Regions from separate parts of the Homo sapiens genome. Here regions 1, 3 and 4 are each linked to region 2. The links are chromatin loops, found by intact Hi-C in ENCODE. Cell type or tissue: heart right ventricle. All regions are shown on one strand. Each heading gives the region's core, and the rest is flanking DNA. Links, peaks and the distances in the headings are about the cores only. Region 1 overlaps DCAF5 (DDB1 and CUL4 associated factor 5). Region 2 overlaps ACTN1 (actinin alpha 1). Region 3 overlaps DCAF5 (DDB1 and CUL4 associated factor 5). Region 4 has its middle 22 kb from the start of ACTN1-DT.

Region 1 (5,000 bases), core at 1-5,000, 180 kb before region 2:
CACTGCACCCGGCCTATTGTTTTTACTGATGGTTCTTGTATCTCTAATATGAAGGATGACTATATTGCTTAAACACTGTCCATGACTACCCAGTTAGAGTGGATACAACCCACTTCTCAGGGTCTTGACGAGTATGCTTTTGGTTGTGCAGTTAGCTTGGGTAAAGAAAATCATTATTTTAATATGTCTCTTCTTTCAAGATGTTTTTGTTATCCTTTTCTTGTAACTTTACTGGTAATTCATCTTTTGGAGACTGAGCAAGAGAACTGACAATTGAAGTAACTTGTTTTAAAGTAACGAAGGAAGCGTTGCTACCCTCATTATTCTAGCCACTGCACAGAAATATCCTTTTGCTGAAATTCAGCTATGCAAGCTTGACAGGAGGTCATAGGCAAACATGTGTTTTTCAGACTCTTGTTTAGCCTATCTCATGCCTGATTCCTGTGCCTTGTGCCTTCCAGTTCTCTCCTGCGCTATGGTGGAAACCTGTCCCTCCAAAGTGCCATGAGTGTACGATTCAACAGCAACGGGACCCAGCTCCTGGCCCTGAGGCGACGCCTGCCCCCTGTGCTCTATGACATCCATTCCCGCCTGCCTGTGTTTCAGTTTGACAATCAGGGTTACTTCAACTCATGCACCATGAAAAGCTGCTGTTTTGCAGGAGATCGTGACCAGGTAAATGCTGTCTGCCTCCTGCATCTCACACTTATGCTTTTCTTTCTGATTGTTCTTTCTATACTGGTCTTTATTTCTCATTACCATTATGTCAGGTAGAAACAATTAAGGGGAAACAGTGAGTGCCTGGAGATGTTCTGACTTAATAATAGTGAGTTTCTTTATCAAGGCTGTCAATGGGTAAATACAAGGCACACACCATAAACCAAGGCTGGCCACGATATGGTTCTGAGCCACCTAGCTCTGCCAAGTTTGTGAACAGATTTTAAGATTCTAAGAATGTGCCATTTCAGAAGAAAGGAGAGGGAATCCATGGAAAATTAGCCTGCTGGTGAGAGAGACATTAAAAAAAAGAAACCAATAAAACACAATGATGAATGAAACACCCTAAGTACCATCCAAGAGACATGTATCTTGAATGGCCTCTTGGGATGCCATCTTTTTCTTGGATGAAATGGGGTAAGCAGCTTTGTTTGAGAGGGAGCCAGATGCTGACTCTTTTTCTTTTTACTGCCAGCATCACAACTGGAAATGGAGAGCCCAAGCTGTGAGTTTCCAGCCTTTTCTGAGTCTCACCAGGAATGGAGATGCTGATGTTGACTTAAAGCTGGCAGTTTAAGAATATACTTGGCCTTCTTGCACCTTTCTGTCTTAACCATAGAAGTTCTGAAGTGTCAGTGACCAGTTGGGCTAATCTGGGTCACCAAGCCGAGGAAAGACAAATGGGAAGAAAGACAAATCTAAGGAAAGACTGATCAAATAAACAAATAGAATTTTTTATTCTCAAGCACAACAAATCTTATTGCTATTTCACATATAGATTGGGAAAAAGAAAAACCTTAGTCTCTCGCTAATGTTTAGTGTTCTTATCTTTGGGTCAACTATGTCAAATTTTGACTTAAAATTCTTATATGCTGTACCCCACCTCTTTAGAGTTATTTTTGGCATAAAAGAAATATAAAAGAGGCATAAAAGAAAAATTTCTTTGAGAAACTGGCAAGACCTCGCTTTTTGAAGTAAAAGCTAGGATTTTTCTCCTTAGATGGGGGTTGCTAGAGGCTTCCTAATGTCATAGTTTAAGGATTAGTAGATGTAATAGGAGCCGAATAAATGCCTGTTGAATTGTCTTGCGTGTAGATAGATGAGAATGTTCTTTTAAGTTTTCTGAACTAGAGATTTCCTCTCTTATAAATAGAGACTATATATCCAAATTCAGAATTTATACTCATGTTGGAGTCTTAGGGCCTACTTAGCTGAGATCCATACTGGAGACCACTAGGTGGCCTCAGTGATGTCTCCTTGGGGTGCCCACAGTACCTGAATGACTTAATTTGTATATACCTGTATGGCACTGCAGGGAATTTGTTTCTTGGGTGGGAAGAAACAGTTTCTATAGGCGATCAGACTCTCAATAGAACAGATATACAGAATGGTTGATTTAGCTTTGTCTGGCTGTGGAAATGACAATCAAGTCTCTCCCTCTCTTCCTTTTTTCCTTCTTTCTTTGCTTTTGTTGATTTCCTATCCTTTGTCAACTTCTTATGCATGTAATTCTTGTTTTGTTGAATAATAGAGCATGCAGTGAAGGTGATATTAATAGTTTACTAGGCTTTATTTCCAGAAACCAGAGGCTGAGGGAAAGGTGATTTTCTTCAGGTTGTGTTTAGCAACAAAGCCTATCTTCATGGACCTTAGAAGACCCAGAACAAAGACCTCTAGCCAACATGTAAGCACCTAGACCATGGTTTCCCATCCTTATCATTGTTAACATTTTGGCTAGATAGTTCTTTGTTGTGTGGAGCTGTCCTATGCATTATAAGATGGTTAGCAGTATCCCTAGCCTCTTCCTACTAGAAGCCGGTAATATCATCCTAAGTTATCCTCCAGGCAACCAAAAATGTCTCCAGACATTGTCCCCTGGGGGGAAAATTGCCCCTGGTTGAGAACCTGTGATCCGGATTATAATTACCCATTTTGCTCAGATGCATTGGGGCAGGTATTGTCATAGGCAGAGCCACAGAAGGTATTTTGTGATAGTCCTAGGTATATACATCAAAGATATCATTGTTTCTGTCTTTCAGTTTATATATAATTATAAAAGTATTGAATGGCTTTTGATTTTTCTCTATTTAGATTTGACTAATTTATTATTTGTGACTTGTCCTATGGGAAGAGTTTTATGGGTATTTTATTCTCTCTGACAGACAAGACTTCTTTTTGGCTGGGGTAAGTGGTTTTCCTTGAAAGAAGATGCAAAGTCATTGAATCTAACTTTGGGTCAGTTAACAGAGTTAAAGTCTTAAAAGTCTGTTCATATTCCTGAAATAGTTAGAGGTATATAAAATACAGAGATTTATATTTGGCTTTTTTGTTGACTCCTTAGGGACTAAGAAATGTAGCTAATTCATCATTGTCTTGTCTCCAAATCCTGGCACACAGTGAGAACACAATAAAAATTTGTTGAAGTAAATCTTGAGTACGTTGGTCAATGTGTGGTATTTAGCTTTGTGGGCCTAAGTCTTCTCTAACTGTAAATCAGGATTGATAAGTATGATTTTTCCTGTTCAACTTCCAGAGGCCTGGAAGGATGGATGAATTAAATAATTCATCCAATTAGGAGGATGAATTAAATAATGGATTTATAGTGGAACTAATCTACTGAACTTATAGTTTTTTTTAAGTGTGCACAAGAAGTCAGACTTACTGTCCCAGTCCTAGAACATGTCTCAAAGGTGATTTATAGGCTCTGACTTTCCACACTCAAGGCAGCAGTTGTCACAGTTACAGTGTGACCTGCAGGACTGACATGTATATTCTTTGATGAGTCTAGACAGAATCTTTTTTTCTGCTTTCAGTTTCCATAGCCTGCCTTTTCCTTATATTGGGCTTTATATTTGACCTCATTCCTGTGTGCTCTGAGAACACCCACAGCCTGAGGCTCTGTGTTCTGGAACTTTTCATTTAGTCATAGGCTGGGTAACCATCCCAGACAGGAATCTGAGAATTTCCGTAATAGGAATGAACATGGATGAGAAAAGCAGTAAGAGATCCTATTTATCTGAGACAGTCATCTGGCTTTTAATTATGAGATTATTCAGTCCATACAGATGGACCCAGATATTCTTCAGAGTACGTGTACTTCTTTTTAAACTATCCTAGGTTCACTAGGTAATTCATTAGCCTCAAAATAAAATTAACATTTCAAGAAATTAGACTTGGGGAATAAAGTGTGAAATATCTGAACCTCCTTTGTGTCTCCCTCATGCTCATTGCCACCACTGTAGATGAATTCTAATTATAGAGCTATTAGAGATCATTTTATACAAACCTTTTCTTTCACAGATGAGTAAACTGAGTCTCAGAGAGGTCACAAGTCACAACACATACAAGTTTGTAGGCAAACCAGGGCTAGAACCCAGATTTTTGGGCTCTCAATAGAGACCCCTTTTCACTGTACAAATGATCACAACTTGTTGCGGACAGGAGCAAGACAGGCAGCAAAAATAAGTGGATTGGGCTAGGAGTAAACATTAAGGAGTGGTGGGGATTGTGGAGAGCCCACATCCCATCTAAATGGGCCAGCTTCTGTACAGCTTTAGCCCGTTGTTGTCAGGGCCTCCGATTTTTTTCAAGAGAGGACAGAAATAAAGATTTTTATGTAAGGTCTCTTGGTTTTAAAATATTACAACAAATTCATACTTTATTGTATAGATGAAACAAATCTGTGCACCATACCTATTCTGCTCTGGATCCACCAGTTTGAAACCTCTGTGCTTCATTCAGCAAGATGTTTTTTCTCATGTTTAGTGCCATGGTCTGTCACTAACTCATGGAGACAAGTTCCTTTTTCCTGCTTCCTGCTGAAGGCTTCCTAACTTCATGTCTTTTTCCTTCCTCCATCTTTTAAAATAAGAGAGCATATATTTACTGAGCATTTACTGTATGCCTGATGCTGTGATAGATACATTCACATAACATTGCCAGATGGTACCCTCTTTGAGATTTGCACTCAAAGCCCTTTATACAATCTGTCTTCCCCCCTTTTGGCTACAAATACATAGTTTGTTTCTTTCTAGTATATTATAATTATTCAAGTTTGATAACTTCTAGCATCAGATCAGGTGACAAAAGTGACATCAGGTTGGCTGGGTATCAACAGAAGCAATTAGCCTTAACTAAAGGCTTACACTTTTTTACTTTTTTTGTTTAAAGCAAGCCTACCTTCTAGTCTTGCAATATAGTGCGGACTCTGGCAGTAAAACAGCATTCCTTTCCTTGGAGGCTACCTGAGCCCAAAGGTTCTTCTTGCTTTCACTTCCTACTTG
Region 2 (5,000 bases), core at 1-5,000:
TGGCCTCCCAAAGTGTTGGGAGTACAGGCTCGAGCCACTGTGCCAGGTCTATGAGTTGATTCTTGATGAGTAGTACTACCTCCCCACAATGTGGACTGCAAAATGCTGGCTGGCTGTGTTGCTTGGTAGCAAAAGGGGTTGCATGCTGCTCAGCTCTCTGTTTCTCTCCAACCCAAGCATTTGGATGTGGGACTGTGCCCCGCCTGGTGTCTGGGGCTCTGGGAGGGGCATTTTTACTTCCCTGTTTACAAGAAGGGTTACATCCTATTCCAAGTCCAAAGTGGACACTTGTTCCTTTGCTCAGCATCCCATGCAGACTCAGCAGGTTACCCGCTCCCCTGGGAGGTGGCTGTGGCCAAGCACTGCTCCATGGACTACACCCGGCTGGTCATGGAACAGCATACAGTTTTGCCCTCACTTTTGGGAAAGGGGCTAAGATGTTAGAGTATACCATCCTTAATGGAAATCCACTCTTGTTTCAGGGGTTTGTGGGATGCAAATCCTAGTAGGGTCAGAACTGCCTAGAAATTGATCCTTCTCATGGTTCTATTGGGTCTCCCCTAAAATTAATGTTGCAGGTAGGAAAAAAAAAGATATTCTTTGGGTACCTTACTCTTAACTGAGCGTGTCTTACCATGGGCCGGATTACTATCTCCTGGTCTGGAAGCAGGTGATGAGTGGGTGTGGAATCTACATTTGAGTATCACTTGTTCAACCACAAGACCATAGATTGCTCCATGTATTGGGCTCCTTAAAATAGGGCTTATTTATGTTGTATTCCCTGCCATTAGGCCTGGTACAGAAAAAAAGAGAAAATCTACTTCATAGAACTTGTAGATTCTAAAACTCTAAAAGGTGCTGCTTAGACTAAATATATTGGGTTATCTCTTAGCTGTGATCTTGAAGCTATTGTTTGATTTTTTAAAAAAACATCTGTTTTAATACCCAAACTGATGGCATTGTGAGATTGAGTCAGTGGATAGTTCAAGATGGCAATTTACAAAACTTTAAGTTTGTGACTTTCTCTTGATTCCACTGTTTTTCCACGTGTGGGTGGCTATTTTGAGAGCTGTGATTGCCCAGAGAGCCCCAGCTCACAGAATTGCCAGAACATTTGTGATTGCTTAGAAATCCTCCCCTCTTCATCAGGCTGGGAACACAGATCAGGATTTCAAATGCCCCCTTCTCTGTGGCCTTCCCTGATGTACCCACTGTCTCCAACTAGGATTGATTACACCCTTTTTTTGTGCCCCAAATAGACTTCTCTTCCAGCACCTGTCACAGTTTATTGCATTAACTTTAAGAAACATCCAGGCCAGGCATGGTAGCTCATGCCTGTAATTCCAGCACTTTGGGAGGCTAAGGTGGGAGGATCGTTTGAACCCAGGAGTTTGAGACCAGCCTGGGCAATATCGTAAGACCCTGTCTCTACAAAAAATGAAAAAATTAGCCGGGTGTGGTGGCCTATCTGTAGTCCCAGCTACCCAGGAAGGTGAGATGGGAGGATCGCTTGAGCCCAGGATTTGGAGGCTGCAGTGAGCCATGATTGCACCACTGCACGCTAGCTTGGGTGACAGAGCGAAAACCCTGTCTCAAAAACAAGCAAAAATCCTGTTTCCCTCTAGAAGTAGAGCTCTGGAGTCTTTTGATTCCTAGCGTGGGGCATGGAGTGCTGTGGGTGCTGAGGGAGTGTTAATTCTGTCCCCGCTGAGGCCCTTTCTGATGTGTGCTGCTGCTGTTTCTGTAGAAATCGTGGATGGGAATGTGAAGATGACCCTGGGCATGATCTGGACCATCATCCTGCGCTTTGCCATCCAGGACATCTCCGTGGAAGGTGGGTTTCTGCTTTGTTCCATCCCGCCATCACCATCTCGTCTCCCTCCCTGGGCTTAGCCTGGAGAACTCCCATACCCAGGGCAACGGACGTTGATCAGGGGCCATGTCCTGGGCTTCTTGCTCATTTATTGGGCATCAGCCTTCTCCTCCAGTCAATGTAGAAAAAAGAACTGTTTGCCATTCTGATTCTCATAGGCATGTTGGCCTCAGGGAAACTCCCCACTTTGGGAAAGCCCAAGGCTGCCATGGGGAAGTATATTGGAAAACCCACCTGGCTCTTGGGTTGTTAATCTGAAAGGGTGGGGAAATAGCGGCTGGGAGGAAGGACCAGGAGGGGCGCTAACCCCGTCCTCCACTTTGCTCCCCTAGCACCCTCTAGTGGCCATTTCACAGATCTGCAAGGGCCGCCATGGTCTGGAGAGGTGATCTCTACGCTTGATTCCACACTCGGGCAGTTTTTGAGCTTTATGTCTGCTATGCCTGTATTTATCTTGCATAATAATATTTGTGTATTGTTGTGCCTGTGATAAAACACACATACTGAAACAAACTTTTACAAGATGAGATGGAGATACTATTTTTTAAATATTTGTTTTAATGGCATAGACATCATAAACATTTTTAATCAAAGGAATTTCTTAATGAAAACAACGTGGATTCAATTCAATTGCTTTGTGATGGAGATCTAGGTGTGACACTCTGTGATGCAGCAATGTAGAGTTCCAAGTTCGGTTTATGGGTACTTGGTATTTAGGGTTGAAGTGGTTGGAAAGAGGGTCATAGTAGTCACCTGGGGTGTGGTTCTTGTTAATGATAGTGGATGTAAATCCATTTCTCAAATAGCCTTCTTGATGATTTTGATTCTTTTGGGTGGACTTCTTGTCAGCTCTGCAGTCATCATTGTGTTACTCTTGTGATTTAGCTGACGAAGAGCTTAAGCTAAGTAGAAGCATTAGCTTTTCCAATTTTTAAATTGTCTGCTTTTGCTTAGGTGGTTATGGTCTTTGTAGGAACCCTTGAATGTCATTTTAAAGTCCATTTTGTGTGTTGAAAATAAATGAGATCATTCATGAACACAGTCCACTGAGTACCTTAACCTCCAATTCACAGGCACAAACACAGGGTGTATTAGTCCGTTTTCACGCTGCTGGTAAGGACATACCCGAGACTGGGTAATTTATAAATAAAAAGAGGTTTAATGGACTCACAGTTCCACATGGCTGGGGAGGCCTCACAGTCATTGCAGAAGAGCAAGGGAGAGCAAAGGGACCTCTTACATGGCAGCAGGCAGAGAATGAGAGCCAAGTGAAAGGGGTTTCCCCTTAGAAAACCATCAGACCTCGTGAGACTTATTCACTACCACGAGAACAGTATGGGGGAAACCACGCCCACGACTCAATCATCTCCCACCGTCTCTCTCCCACAACACGTGGGAATTATGGGAGCTACAATTCAAGATGAGATTTGGGCGGGGACACAGCACAAACCTAGCAGGGGGGTAGTGTGGTTTGCAGTCTTTCTTCTGTGCTGGGAGCTCCGTGAGCCCCCTCAGTTGCCTGCCTAACCTCATAGACACGTGGCTGCTTCACACACAGAGGGCAGCAGTATTGATCCGTGCAGTAAATATAAGGAAACCTTATTTTTTAGATTAAAAACAAAATCTGTCTAGGAGTCCTAATGCTTTCTTCTCACTCAGCTGTGTGCACCCCTCAGGCTGTGGGATTCCCCTGTCTGGAGACCCCTAGATGTGTAGATTTCCCAGATCAAATCTTCCTCCCCAACCTGATAGAGGTTGCCGACTTATTTTGTATCATTACCATTTCTTTGAATAAAAGAGAGTAGGGGGAGCTAATTCTTGAAGTTTGAAAAACTGTTGTCTCAAAATTTACACGTGTAACACGACTAGCTCTGAACAGCTTCCCAGCTTGCTTTTTCTGTTTCTCAAATAACTTCTCAAACTCTGTCAAGGGAATAGACTTGATGGCCAGGGCTCCTCCTTCAGTAGCTGCAGGGTTGGCATCAAAGGGTCACAGTGGGGCCTCCTGTGAGCCGGCATCCCTCCCTCCACCGAGTCAGCCCTCTGACCTCGCTGCCCATCCCCTTCCCCATAGAGACTTCAGCCAAGGAAGGGCTGCTCCTGTGGTGTCAGAGAAAGACAGCCCCTTACAAAAATGTCAACATCCAGAACTTCCACATAAGGTGAGTGCTGGGGTCTGAGGGGCTCTCACAGAACCAGGCTGCCTCCCCCGGGAGCTCCCAGACCCCCTTGGCTGGGTCAGTCTCAGCTTTAGAACAAAGTGGAGACCTCTGGGGGAAGAAGTAGCTTTCCTTGGGAAGGGGATGTCGCCATCGCTCTGAATCCCCCCGTCTCTCTCCCTGCAGTGTCTTAGATGGGGCTGCTGCCTGATATAACTTTGGTTGATGCTTTTGCTACTGGGAGCGCCCCCAAGGAAATTGTCCAGGAAGTCCCAGCCCAGGGCTCTGGAACAGCAGACTAGGGCCATAGGCCTTGGTCGGGGGTAGGGCTGGATATGGCAGGTTTATCTGAACTTGTCAACCCCCCCACAAAGTCTTGACCCTAGTGCCTGGGATTTGTGGCAGGAAGAAATGTCCCTTCCCATCCTGTCTTCTAACTCCTACCCCAGAAAGCTCTATGTGTTCATCTCTCTGGTGTCTAGGAGGCCCCTGCTTTGCCCTGGTTGCCCGTTTGTTCAGCCTCATTTACCAGCCTGCTCCTTCTTCTCTCTCCCCGGGCAGCTGGAAGGATGGCCTCGGCTTCTGTGCTTTGATCCACCGACACCGGCCCGAGCTGATTGACTACGGGAAGCTGCGGAAGGTATGTGTGCCCACCTGACCACCCGCTTTGGGTCCCTGGCAGGTGGGGTGGGAAAAGAGCAGGACTAGGACCCTTGTTGTGACAGTCCATGGTCCAGCCTGAGCAGTGTTGGCCTCTTAGAATAGCCAGACAGAGCCCCAACTGAAAGTGAAGAGAAAACACCTTCCCTGTTAGGGCAACTTCATTACCCTTGTGCGTGGTGTGTGTGTACTTGCACACATACACAGCCCATCAGGAAAATATCACAGCTGTGACAGCAGCTTTGTCAGAGGGATGGAATGATACATGGTGTTTCTCCCTTCTGTTTTTCCGGGATTTGTAAAGAGGA
Region 3 (5,000 bases), core at 1-5,000, 200 kb before region 2:
ATGAGTACCTATTTCCACCAAAGACATGTACAGGAACATTTACAGCTGCTTTATTTATAATAGCCACAAGCTAGGAACAACCTAAATATCCATCAAAAGAAAATGGAAAATGGATAAATAAACTGTGGAATAGCCATACAATAGAATATTACACAAACATAAATAAACAACAAACTATAAATATACACATTGACATGGATGAATCTCACGGTCATAATATTGAATAAAAGAATTCAAATACAAAAGAATCTCTGTGATTCCATTTGCATGATGCTCAAGAACAGGCAAGTTATGGAAGTCAGAATAGTGGTTACCTCTGGGTAAGGTATTGACTAAGGAAGGCATGAGGGAAACTTCTGGGGTTCTATATCTTGATCTGGGTGGCAATTTCATGGTTGTATACCTATATAAATTTTTATTGAGCAATGCCCTTAGAATTAGTGCATGTTATCATATTATGTTGTATCTTTTTTTTTTTTTTTGAGGCAGAGTTTTGCTCTGTCTCCCAGGCTAGAGTGGCGCGATCTCAACTCACTGCAAGCTCTGCCTCCCGGGTTCACACCATTCTCCTGACTCAGCCTTCTGAGTAGTTGGGACTACAGGCGCCCGCCACCACGCCCGGCTAATTTCTTTTTGTATGTTTAGTAGATATGGGGTTTCACCTTGTTAGCCAGGATGGTCTCAATCTCCTGACCTCATGATCCACCCGCCTCAGCCTCCCAAAGTGCTGGGATTACAGGTGTGAGCCACCGCGCCTGGCCTGTATTATGTTGTATCTTAAAATTTAAAAAAAGAATCCAAGGCCACTGTTGTCTTCAAGTGGGTATTTATCTTCTTCCCTACGATTCCAGTGGCTGTGGCAATAACACTGGCTCTTTACAGAGCTGCCTTAAAGGGACAAAAGAGAGAACGAGAAGAGTCAGGTGGACCTAGAAATTTTGGTGGTATTATAGAAAACTGCAACAGAAAAGCTGAAGATAACTGGGATTTTGCTCGTCACAATGATTAGCTTTAGTCGGGGGCATGCCTTCTGGTTATTAAGCTACTCCCTTCTTTCTGTCTTCTACTCACCCATCTTTACCATACATAGGTTTACAGTACTCATGCAAGTGTTCTGTCCTCTGAACTCCTTAATAAAAAGCTTGCTTTCTCCCAAGCACTGTATTCCTTTCTTAAACTTCTTTGTTTTTTTATTATTGTCATCGTCTGTCTTATAATCATCCTGGCTGAAATCTCAAAGTCCATTTGCCTCTTCTGCCTCTCCCTCCCTCTGCCATAAACATCTTTGCTCTGTGTTAGTGCTTGGCCACTCTTTTCATTGCTTAAATCCCTACCCCATTTCATACCCATTTCCGTCTCTCCATAAGGTTCTGACTGCACTGGCTCCTTAGCTTGCGTCTCTTCTCCCTTTGCACCACCCCCCAAAACACATACACATAGAGGATGCTTTCTCCTGTTTTCTTGATTTTTCTTTACGTGTTCATGTCATAGTTACCAAGATCAAATGGTAATCCATCAGGGAAAACTTCCTTGCTAGATCTCTCTGTTACATACTCTTAAAGATGCTTTTACTCACCATGTCCCCCGGCACCTGGCACTATTTTGGCACAGAGTGTATGTTGAATGAATGCAGCTGTCCCTAACTTCTAGAGGAAAGGATCTCTCCATTCAGAATCTCTGTAAAGTACTTATGATCTGTGGCATTCATGTTGCACATTTCAGTTGCTGCTTTTGCCATCATTAGTTATTCATATGCTATGTCTTGTCTCCCGGTAGGCCAGTATTTGTCTTTGATTTCCTTCCCAGTGCCCAGGAGCTGCTTCACAGAAAGGAGGCATTTGTCCTAATATGTATTATTACTTGTGTTTTTCTATGAATTTTTAAGGGCAGGTGCGTGTTTTATTCATCTTTAATCTCTAGTGCCTAGCACAGTGCTTGGAATATTATGGAAACTTAGTAAATATTGAATGAATATATAGTGTTATACTCATCCCAAAATAGTCAAAGCTAACTTTTAGAAAATACTTTCAAAGCTAACTTTCTATAATGTTTATGGACCTGCTAATCCCTGAGTATAATGACATGAATCCAAATGTTGTATCTCAGGAATAAATCCTTAGAGGAGGTGTAAGGTTTCTTGCTGGGCTTTGAATGCCACCGTCAATTAGTTATGTGGCAGAGAGCCAGGTATTCTGGTGAAGTTGCTTTGTAGCTTTTAAGCCACAAGGTGGAGGTGTAGAATCAGTTTTGCCCACTGGAGGACACCAGGTCACTGGTTTCCTAACCCAGTGATTCTCAAACTTTAAGGGGCATCAGAATCACCTGAGGAGCTTGTCGAAGCACTCCTTCCTGGACCCCATACCTAGAGATTGAGTTGTTGGTTTGGGGTGGGACCTTTGATTCTGCCATTATTTAGCAAATACCCAAGGTGATTTAGCAATTTTGTTGGTCTTACAAGATGGAAGCAGTGGTTAATCAGAGAGGTCCATGTTGAATTTGCTCAAGTTCACTCAGACCCAGGGTCTTTGGGGTTTAGGCCAGAGATTGCTTGCGTCCATTCCTTCTCACCAGACACAAATGTCTTTTATGACAAGAGACGTCGCTTCAGACCAGAGCATCTGGGGAATGCCTGGTAAATGGAGGGGAGCTCTGCAAACAAGTATCATTTCATATTCTTCCTTTCGTATTCCCCAAGTCCAGTTATTCAGAAGTAGATAATATCAAAACCTAAATCAAATGGACTTTCTTATTTAATTATTTAATTATTTATTTATTTTTTGAGACAAAGTCTTGCTCTGTTACCCAGGCTGGAATGCAGTGGTGCAATCTCGGCTCACTGCAGCTTCCACCTCTTGGGTTCAGGCGATTCTCCTGCCTCAGCCTCCCAAGTAGCTGGGACTGCAGGCATGTGCCACCATGCCCGGTTAATTTTTTTGTATTTTTAGTAGAGATGGGGTTTCACCATGTTGGCCAGGTTGGTCTTGAACTCCTGACTTCAAGTGATCCACTCATCTCAGCCTCCCAATGTGCTGGAATTACAGGCATGAGCCACCGCGCCCAGCCAGCTTTCTTATTTTAAAATCAAATGTTGACGTTTTCTTCTTAAAAATTTTTATGGTAAGACTTTTTTTCAAATATGTGTAAAAGTAGGCTGGGTGCAGTGGCTCACGCCTGTAATCCTAGCACTTTGGGAGCCCCAGGCAAGGGGATTGCTTGAGGCTAGGAGTTCAAGACATGCCTGGGCAACATACACCCTATCTCTACAAAAGTATTCTTTTAAAAATTAGCCAGGTGGGGTAGTGGCAGAGTCTGCAGTCCTAGATACTGGAGAGGCTGAGGCAGGAGGATCGCTTGAGCCCAGGAGGTTGAGGCTGCAGTGAGCCATGATTGCACCACTGCACTCCATCCTGTGTGACAGAATGAGACCCTATCACTAAAAATAAATAAAAATTTAAAAAACAGTTAAGGTGGGCACGGTGGCTCATGCCTGTAATCCCAGCACTTTGGGAGGCCAAGGAGGGTGGATCACCTGAGGTCAGGAGTTTGAGACCAGCCTGGCCAACATAGTGAAACCCTGTCTCTATTAAAAATACAAAATTAGCCGGGCGTAGTGGTGGGCCCCTGTAATTCCAGCTACTCGGGGGGCTGAGGCAGGAGAATTGCTTGAACCTGGGAGGCAGAGGTTGCAGTGAGCTGAGATTGCAACCATTGCACTCCATCCTGGGCAAAAAAAGCGAAACTCCGTCTCAAAAAAAGCAACACAAAACAAAAAACAGATAAAAGCAGAATAGTAAAAATAATATTTACCTATTCTGGGTATTTCACACTATGTATAATTATTCAGGGTTCTCCAGAGGAACAGAACCAATAGGAGATATATATATATATATATATATATATATATATGACAGTTTATTAGGGAAAATTGGCTCATACCATTACAAAGGTGAATGATAGGCTATGTGCAAGCTGAAGAATGGGAAAAGCCAGTAGAGTGGTCAGTTCAAGTCTGAAAGCCTCAAAACCAGGTAGGCCGACAGTAGAGGCTTCAGTCTGATGCCAAAGGCCCAAGAGCCCCCAGGAGGCCACTGGTGCAAGTCCCAGAGTCCAAAGGCAGAAGAACTTGCAGTCTGATGTCCAAGGGCAGGAGGAGAGGAAGCAAAGCATCAGGCTTGGAAAGAGAACAAGGAACATCAACAAGCTGAATATCCCCCTTTTTCTGCTAGCTTTGTTCTAGTTACACTGGAACAATGCCTGCCCACATTAAAGGCGGGTCATGTTCTCCCTGCCCACTGACTCACATCTCAGTCTCCTCTGGAAACAGGCTCACAGACACACACAGCAACAATGCTTCAGCAGCCATGTAGGCATGCCTGAGTCCAGTCAAGTTGACACCTAATATTGGCCATCACGATATGTGACCTTCTGTCTGGCTTCTTTCACTTAGCATCATGTTTTTGAGATTCATCCACATGTATTAGTGTCTCATTCTTTTTTATGGCTAAATAATATTCTATTATATATACATTATACATATATGGATATACACATTTTGTTTATCCATTCATCTAATGATAGCCGTTTGGATTGTCCCATCTTCTGGCTATTGTGAATGATACTATCATTAACATTCGTGAACAAATTTTTTTTGAGAACCTGTTTTCAATTATTTTGGGTATATTACACCTAGGAGTGGAATTACTGGATCATATGGTGATCCTATATTAAACTTTTTGAGGAACTACCAAACTGCTTTCCATAAAAAGATAATTAAAAAAAAAACATAACCACAATATTATTCCACCTAAAAAGTAACAATAATTCCTTAATACCATCTCATATCTAGTTGTTACAATGGTTTTTGTGAAGCAGGACTCAAAATCCTTACAAAGCAATTGGATGATTTGACTTCTAAGTCTTTTTAGTTTGTAGGTACCCCTGTCTCTCACTTTTTTTTTTTTTAAAGACAGAGTTTTGCTCTCGTTGCCCAGGCTGGAGTG
Region 4 (8,226 bases), core at 1,568-6,567, 90 kb before region 2:
AACTCTGAGAGGGACCACGTCTCTTTGTATTTCCCCAGACTGAATTGTTCACAGCTGGCAGCATGGCTGAATGACTCACCCCTCCCGGAAGGATGCCTGTGTCAACCCAGCAGCTTCATTCAGGTCAATGCTTATTCCCTGAGCACCCGGTAAGTCCGTGGCTCTCATCCCTGGCAGCACACCAGAATCAGGGGGTTTGGAAGTGGGTGAAGCCACAAGGCAAGGAAGAGGCAGTGGAATCAGGATCTCTGGGGTGAGGCCCAGGCATCTGCATTTCTTACACAGTCTCTTTCATAAGGTCAGCAGAGGGTCTTCGGTGTAAGACCAGGGTGTTTGCTTAATATACAGAGTTCAGGCACACGCCCACACCAAGTGAATCAGACTCTGGGGATGGGTTGTACAACCTGTTTGAACCCCTTTCCCTGCAGGATTTCTTTCTTTTTTCACAGAAAGGTTTAGAAACTTCCCTACTTAGAAGAAACCAGTGTGAGGAATAAATGAGCCCAGCTGCCGAAGGACGTACCCTTGGGATGAGAGGATGGCCAGGAGCTGGAGGAGGCAAGGGCTGAGGGCCGGGAGGATGAAGATGAATCTCAGCTGAGGGAGAGACCAATCTGGGCTAGGGAAGGTGAGGCTGGGAGGTCTCTTGGAAGAGGCAGCTACATTCCTCTCATTCCTTAAAGGTGAATTTCTGAGGGTAGAATTTCAAGGGGGCGAATGGAAAGGACAGGAGCAGTATCTATCTATATCTATCAATCTATTATCTATCGGTCTATCATCTTCCCCCAATCCCCTCCCAGTGTTAACCAGCTCACCCTGTGGCAGCAGGAGCCTCTAGAGCTGGGTGTGTTGGAGGTTGGTGTGTTAGACTGCTCGGGTTTCCACAACAAGATACCAGAGACTGGATGACTTGAACACCAGAAATCGATTTCTCATAGTTCTGGAGGCTGGAAGTTTAGGATGCCAGCAAGGCAGCTTTCACTCTGAGACCTCTCCTCTTGGCTCGTAGTGGCTGTCGTCTTGCTGTATGCTCACATGAGCTCTTCTGTGAGGGAGAGGGTGGTGAGGGAGGAGAAGATGGGGAGAGGGCAGGGAGAGCTGGGGGAAGAGGGAGGAGGGAAAGGAAGGGGAGGGAGGGAGACAGAGACAGAGCATGCTCACTCTCTCTTGTGCCTCTTACTAATCCTATTGGCTCAGAGCCCCATCCTTATAACTTCATTTAGCCGTAATTGCCTCCTTGAAGGACCTGTCTCCAAATACAGCCACATGGAGCGTTAAGGCTTCGAGGTAGGAACTATGGAAGACATAATTCAGTCTGTGGCAGTGGCTTCTCTGATGTCTCAGCTTGCTCAAAGGACCATGCTGGAACTCACAGCATCCTCCAGGGAGACTGGACCAAAGTGGGAAAGGGTGTGGGTGACTGTTGAGTCCCCCTCGTGCTCGCAGTTCATAGACTGACCTGGGGGCTGGGGGTGGAAGAAGCCTTGCCTGTGCCTAGGCCTCTGGAGACCCAGGTATAGGAATGAAGGAGATCGGGATCCAAATAGCACACAGGGCTGGCCTGGGGATCTCTGAGAGCCAGACACAAGGACAGCAGCCATGGCCCAGGGGAATAGGAGCTTCCCTGGAAGCAGCTCCGAGGGGCACTGCAGCCCCTTAGGCAGATCAGCCTGAGCCCAGGTGCCTTCCTCACAGCATGTGTCCGGAGTGTCACAAGCAACATGTATCTGTTTACTCGTTCATTCATTTATTCATTCAACACTTGCTATGTAGCAGGCACTGTGCTGGGCTCTGCAGCTCAGCTGTGCATGAAGCAGACAAGGCCCTGCTCTCATGGAGCTTACATATGAAACAGGCAGCAGGCAGGACAAGAAACAATCCAATATCTGATGTAATCAAGTTGGGCCATGAGTGTGAGGAAGAAGCATGCAGCAAGTTTCGGAGAGGGAGTGACTAGTGTGGAAGGTTCCGCGCAGTCCCCTGAGAAGACAGCAATGAGTAGAGAGAAGCCTGAATGGTGTAAGATGGGGAAACCTGCGGATCTGCGGGGAAGGGTGTTTCAGGCAGAAAGAACAGCAAGTACAGAGGTTCTGAGGCCAGAAGGACCTTGACACACACGAGGTGTGGCAAGGAGGCCAAAGGGGTTGAGTGGAGGGACAACAGAGTGCCGTGGTGAACAGAGTGAGGGGCAGGCAGGGCCGAGTCACTGGGACGAGTGGGGTCCACCTGTTTCTCTCCGTCTGATGGGAGGCCATGGAGGTTTTGGGCAAAGGAGTGGCATGACTTAGGTTTAGGAGGGTGGCTGGATGCTATGTGGAGAACAGATGATGGGAGGTCAGGTGGGGGAGCTGAGAGACCCAACAGGAAGCCACTGCAGGTCAGGGAGAGGAGGTGACACCTAGGGGTTAGAAACCTACCTTTCATTCACTTCCAGATGGAACTGACCACTGGGGAGAGGCGGGGTCCCCTGGAGAAACAGATGGGAGAGCAGGAGGAGTGAGGAATGAGCCTTGGCCTCCGACTTGTGGAGGTCAGGAAGAGGAGGTTGAACCAGCTCAGGAGACTGAAAAGGAGCCAGCGAGTGGGACCAGGCAAACGGTGTCCTGATGACAGTTCGTGCAGAGGCAAAAAAGAGGGGACGCTGACCTCTGCCAAAAGCTGCAGACTTGCCCAAAAGACGAGGACCACCCCAGACCATCCAGATGGGCAAGTTGAAGTTCATGGCAGCTTTGACCGCAGCAGCTGCAAAGCGGGGATGGGGACTTAGGCCTGATGAGAGTGCAGGAGAGAATGGGATGGAAGGAGATGGAGATGCAAGACAGGCAAATTAGTTGGAGGATTTTGCTAGAAAGTATCAAAGAAACGGAACCGTCAAGCTGGTTGGCCATGAAGGAGGAGGGAGGAGAAGACAGGGTGTGGCCCCGATGGCCTCAGGAGGAGGTTTTAGAGCTGCAGATCAGGTGGTCAGGGACTGTGTCAGTCACTAGGTGGGCTTGACCTCCCTGAGGGTGGAAGGAAAGAGGTTGATCAGGGGAAGGTGTTCTAGGAGATAGAGAGCTCTGCCTGTGTTTTTTCCCCCTAGCCTGAGACATCGCCATCTTTGTGTTTTGGAAGCTGTTTTTAATTTTATTTATTTATTTTTTTGAGACAAAGTCTCGCTCTTGTTGCCCAGGCTGGAATGCAATAACTCAGTCTCGGCTCACTGCAACCTCCGCCTCCTGGGTTCAAATGATTCTCCTGTCCCAGCCTCCCAAGTATCTGGGATTACAGGTGTGTGCCACCATACCCTGCTAATTTTTGTATTTTTAGTAGAGACGGGGGTTTCACTATGTTGGCCAGTCTGGTCTCGAACTCCTGACCTCAGGCGATCCACCCACCTCAGCCTCCCAAAGTGCTGGGATTACAGGCATGAGCCACTGTGCCTGGCCGGGAAGCTGTTTTTTAGAATCATGGAAAATAGCAACTAAAGAAAAAGATGCTAGCTGAAATGCTACTTCCTGATTACTAGCTAAGAGTGTAGCTGAGATAGAGGCTGGTGGTAGAAGGACCCAAAAGAAAGAATGAGCTCTAGGTAAAGCCGAAGGCTGAATCTGGCTGGGTAGGTCTGGTCAGAAAAGCTGGCCTGGCTGACGCAGCAAGCACAGGACAGGACGGACAGGATGTCAGCAGTCCACAGGCTCATGACCTGGGACTTTCCTTACCACTGGGTGGTGCATTGACTTAGGAACCTACTGGCTACAGTGGAGGACTGGTGATGCTGAAGGGCTCATGGACCTCTGGCAGGGAGGAGCCCTTCCTGCTGTCCCAGCATTCTCAGAAGGATACTCCTGCCCCACCTGGGAAATATGAGGGTGACTTTTGCATCCAGAAAAAGGATGTACCAGCTGGGTTGTGTCCATTTAGGGTAACAGTGACCCTGGCTACTCAAAGTGTGGTCCTTGGACTGGCAGCATTGCCATCAACTGGGATCTTGCTAAAAATACAGAAACTCAGGCCCCACCCTAGACCTACTGAAGCAGTGTGTATTTTACCAAAATTCCTAGGTGACTTCTATGCACATTAAAGTTTGAGAAGCACTGGCTTAAGCCACTGGTCCTCAGACTTGCTGCACTTTGGAATTACCTAGGGAATTTTAAAAGATGCTGATGCCTGGGTACCACCCTGCAGCTCCCCAACACTCCCAGAAATACTGATTTTACTACTATGGGGTATGGCCTGGGTACCAGGAATTTAAAGGCTTTTCACGGGATCATAATGTGCTGACTTAACCACTAACTTTGAGAACGACTACCTGAGGCCATAAAGATGTTTATCTGGGAGCTAGATTCCAGGGTAGCTCTAGGTGGACTCAGCAGCCCCAGGATATAGTGGAGGACTCACCACTGTCAGGATTTGTTTTGTTTCCTTAGGCTTGTTGCCTCATGATTAAAGATGGTTGCCATGCCTCCTAGAATACTGCACTTACAGGAGATTCAAAGGTTGGGAAGACAGCTCAGGTGGGAGGTGGTAGGAGAGCTTGTTTTGTGACTTCTCTCATTTTGTCAGGCAGGGAAAAAACTTTCCCCAAATCCCAGCACTTTGGAAGGCCAAGGCGAAAGGATCACTTGAGGCAAGGAGTTTAAGACCAGCCTGGGCAACACAGCAAGACTCCTGTCTCTACAAGACAAACAAACAAGGCCAGGTGTGATGGCTCACATCTGTAATCCTAGCACATTGGGAGGCTGAGGTGGGAGGATTGCTTGATCCCAGGAGTTCCAGACCAGCCTGGGCAAAATGGCAAAAACCCATCTCTACAACAAATACAGAAGCTAGCTGGGCCTGCATTCCCAGCTACTTGAGATGCTGTGGTGGGAGGATCACCTGAGTCCAGTGGGGTCAATGTTGCAGTGAGATGAGTTTGCACCAGCCTGCACTCCAGCCTGGGCAACAGAGTGAGACCCTGTCAATCAACCAATCAATAGAAAAAGAAAAAACTTTCCCAGAATTCCTGCAACAGATATCCCCTTTGTTTTCATTGAGCAAAGACAGGTCACCCTTAGCTGCAAGGGAGCCTGAGAAAGTGCATTTTTGGCTTTTTCACTTTCTATAGTAGGAAGCAGAAAATAGAGAACGGGGTTAGAAATGACTGTTAGATAGCCAGTCATCAGTATGTGCCATAAAATGCACATGAGATATAAATGCTTATGTGGCAAACTCGATAAATTAAATTATTAAGTAATTAGCTGGCTAGGTTTTCAATGGAAGAAACAGGAAAGATGGGGTCTTCTATTAATTTTCTCTTGTTAGCTGATTTGATCAATTGATCTTTTTTCTGTTTAATTGATTTGTTTTATGTTTGTTCAGATCAAAAAGTCAAAAAGTTTTCTTTAAAATACAAGGGCCAGGTGTGGTGGCTCATGCCTGTGATCCCAGCACTTTGGGAGGCCAAGGTGGGCGGATCGCCAGAGGTCAGGGGTTGGAGACCAGCGTGGCCAACATGGGGAAACCCCGTCTCTACTAAAAATACAAAAATTAGCTGGGCATGCTGGGGGCACCTGTAGTCCAGCTACTTGGGAGGCTAAGGCAGGAGAATCGCTTGAACCTGGGAGGCAGAGTTTGCAGTGAACCAAGATGGCACCACTGCACTCCAGCCTGGGTGACAGTGAGACTCCCTTTAAAAACAAAACAAAACAAAACAAAAACAAGCTCCTTTGAAGGCAGGCGTTCCCATTTGAATGTAAAGGTTGTATATTGTTCCTAACTCAACGTCACAACGCTCAGTAAAAATAGAGGTGAAGAGACCAAAAAAATAAGATAGCAGACCATATTCATTCATGCTCTACAAACTAATAAATGTGCTGTCTAAAAAAGCTGCATATAGAAACCCTTAGGATTTTGTATCTGTTTAACACAGAAATTCAACTTCTGGGAATTAGTTCAAAGGAAATAATCATGTATCCATTTCAGAAATAGTCATTGCTGGCCAGGCATTGGTGGCTCACACCTGTAATCCCAGCTTTCTGGGAGGCTGAGGTGGGCAGATCGCTTTGAGTTCAGGAGTTCTAGACCACCCTGGGCAACATGGTGACACCCTGTGTCTACACAAAAAACACACAAAAAAATAGCTGGGCGTGGTGGCACATGCCTGTAGTCCAAGCTACGCAGGAGGCTGAGTGAGAGGATTGCTGGGGCCGGGGAAGTGGAGATTGTAGTGAGCCAAGACTGTGCCACTGCAGTCTAGCCTGGGTGACAGAGTGAGACCCTGTCTAAAAACAACAACAACAACAACAACAACAACAACAACAACAACAAATGGTCATTGCCGTGCTACTTATAAAAATTGGAAACTACCTAAATGTCCCATGACAGGGGATTGGTTGGATGATCCAGCCACATACATACAATGGAATACTACACAACCATAAAAACAACAATGTTGAAGCTGGGCGCAGTGGCTCATGCCTGTAATCCCAGCACTTTGGGAGGCCAAGGTGGGTGGATCACTTGAGGTCAGGAGTTCAAGACCAGCCTGGTCAACATGGTGAAACCCCGTCTCTACTGAAAATACAAAATTAGGGCATAGTGGCACGTGCCCATAGTCTCAGCTACTTGGGAGGCTGAGGCATGAGAATTGCTTGAACCTGGGAGGCGGAGGTTGCAGGGAGCTGAAATCGCACTGCTGCACTCCAGCCTAGGCCACAGAGCGAGACCTCGTCTCAAAAAAAGAAAAACATGTCGAATAGTATTTAATGGCATAAGAAAATGTTCACAACATATTATTAGATGAAAAAAGCAATATGTAAGGCAATATATAGTAAATCACATTTTTATTGTGATAAAGTATATTTATGCTAGGAAAAAAACCACTACAAGGCGACACGACAAAAATACTGCCTTTCTGGATGGTAGGATTATGTAAGGTTTTGCTTTTTCTTTTGATTAATCTACATAGCATGTTTTTGTTTTGTTTTGTTTTGTTTTGTTTTGTTTTGAGACAGAGTCCCGCTCTGTCACCCAGGCTGGAGTGCAGCGGTGCGATCTCGGCTCACTGCAAGCTCTGCCTCCCGAGTTCAGGCAATTCTCCTGCTTCAGCCTCCCGAGTAGCTGGGACTACAGGCACCCGCCACCACGCCCGGCTAATTTTTTCGTATTTTTAGTAGGGACGGGGTTTCACCATGTTAGGCAAAATGGTCTCGAACTCCTGACCGTGTGATCCACCCGCCTCGGCCTCCCAAAGTGCTGGGATTACAGACGTGAGCCACCACGCCCCACCAACATGTTTTATTTCATTATAAGGAAACAAGTTAGGGAGAGTCACACAGCCTAAACAACCTAGCATGTGTTTGTGGAGCCCAGATGAGAATTCAGGTTTTCCTTTCTCATACCTTCTCTCCACCCAAAACTCCACTCCCCACCCCCGGGCTAAGCAAGACACCATCCCTCCATTTCTGAGAATGTCCTTGGAGGCTTCTGGAGACCTGGCCCACTTGGCCAAGTTTATGTTTTGGTGGAAACTCTTAATGTTTCCATTGTCTGACTTGAGAGTCTTTAAATTATTCATCTTAATTAAGTGCAGCCTGGGTGTTCTTTGACAGAGCCCTGGCCCCGTGGATTTTCTTTACCTCTTCTTTGTTTTAGAAGCCAAGAATAAAGAGGGTTTAGAGAGAGGACAGACTGTTGGCTTTGCTGCGTCTACATCTGAAAGGCACCCATTCTGTTGGGAGAAATGACGGCATGGCCATTAGGCCTGTCTGACATCCCACACAGTGGTTCCTTAGGGTCTTGGAAGCCTGCAAGAACTATTTCTCTGCAGAAGTAGCTGCCTGGGTTTCGAGGTGAGTCAAATAACATCCCTTACTTGAGTAGCTTCATGAACAGACATATCCTTTCAACTACGACCTGCATTCTTACTGTGTGCCAGGTACTGGGGGCGCAGCAGACAGCAAGGCAGGCAACAAAGGCCCTCTCTCAAGGGACTTATGATGGGGTAGGAGAGGAGATAGAACAAATTAGTGAACTGGCAATTAAACAAGGTGACCTCAGAGAATGGTAGATGCAAGGAAAAATTAGTGCAGGGTAAAGTAAAAGGCAGTGATGTAGGGGGGAGGGAACAAGTATAGACAGGTGACCGTGGGTGGCCTCTCAGAGGTGGTGGCATTTGAGCTGGACCTCACTGGACATCAGATCATGAGCAAATCCAGGGGAACAGGTTTCCAGACAGAAAACAGCAAAGAGAAAGACTTGTGT

What was found. A loop is a pair of places that touch in the nucleus more often than their neighbours do. Peaks named below come from ENCODE experiments on the same cell type or tissue, not always from the same donor. Only the 100,000 strongest peaks of a DNase experiment are listed, where the experiment ranks them.
Region 1: a loop joins it to region 2, with 4 times the contacts of the local background. A loop is called at or near these places in 99 of 110 quality-filtered maps.
Region 3: it touches region 2 in a loop (3-fold over the local background); 97 of 110 quality-filtered maps call a loop at or near these places.
Region 4: it touches region 2 in a loop (8-fold over the local background); 41 of 110 quality-filtered maps call a loop at or near these places.

The regions. Positions count from the first base shown.
Region 1 is chr14:69,087,349-69,092,348 of GRCh38, reverse strand. It overlaps DCAF5 (DDB1 and CUL4 associated factor 5), which reads left to right. Exons shown (of 9, transcript NM_003861.3): 6 at 462-675. Among named protein-coding and RNA genes, the nearest start is that of DCAF5, 63 kb to the left of the region's middle. In heart right ventricle, for the core only: a CTCF peak has its summit at 1,953 (motif pointing right); no DNase peak of the experiment used is centred there; H3K27ac peaks cover 811 bases.
Region 2 is chr14:68,908,990-68,913,989 of GRCh38, reverse strand. It overlaps ACTN1 (actinin alpha 1), which reads left to right. Exons shown (of 22, transcript NM_001130004.2): 4 at 1,748-1,834; 5 at 3,948-4,035; 6 at 4,594-4,672. Among named protein-coding and RNA genes, the nearest start is that of ACTN1, 68 kb to the left of the region's middle. RefSeq lists an enhancer at 1,995-2,114. In heart right ventricle, for the core only: a CTCF peak has its summit at 2,215 (motif pointing left); a DNase peak (open chromatin) is centred at 2,189; H3K27ac peaks cover 2,183 bases.
Region 3 is chr14:69,104,821-69,109,820 of GRCh38, reverse strand. The region is part of intron 5 of DCAF5 (DDB1 and CUL4 associated factor 5); the gene reads left to right. Among named protein-coding and RNA genes, the nearest start is that of DCAF5, 46 kb to the left of the region's middle. In heart right ventricle, for the core only: CTCF peaks have their summits at 2,033 and 2,233 (motif pointing right); a DNase peak (open chromatin) is centred at 2,217.
Region 4 is chr14:68,997,728-69,005,953 of GRCh38, reverse strand. No RefSeq gene overlaps it. Among named protein-coding and RNA genes, the nearest start is that of ACTN1-DT, 22 kb to the right of the region's middle. RefSeq lists an enhancer at 1-1,085. In heart right ventricle, for the core only: a CTCF peak has its summit at 3,686; a DNase peak (open chromatin) is centred at 3,754.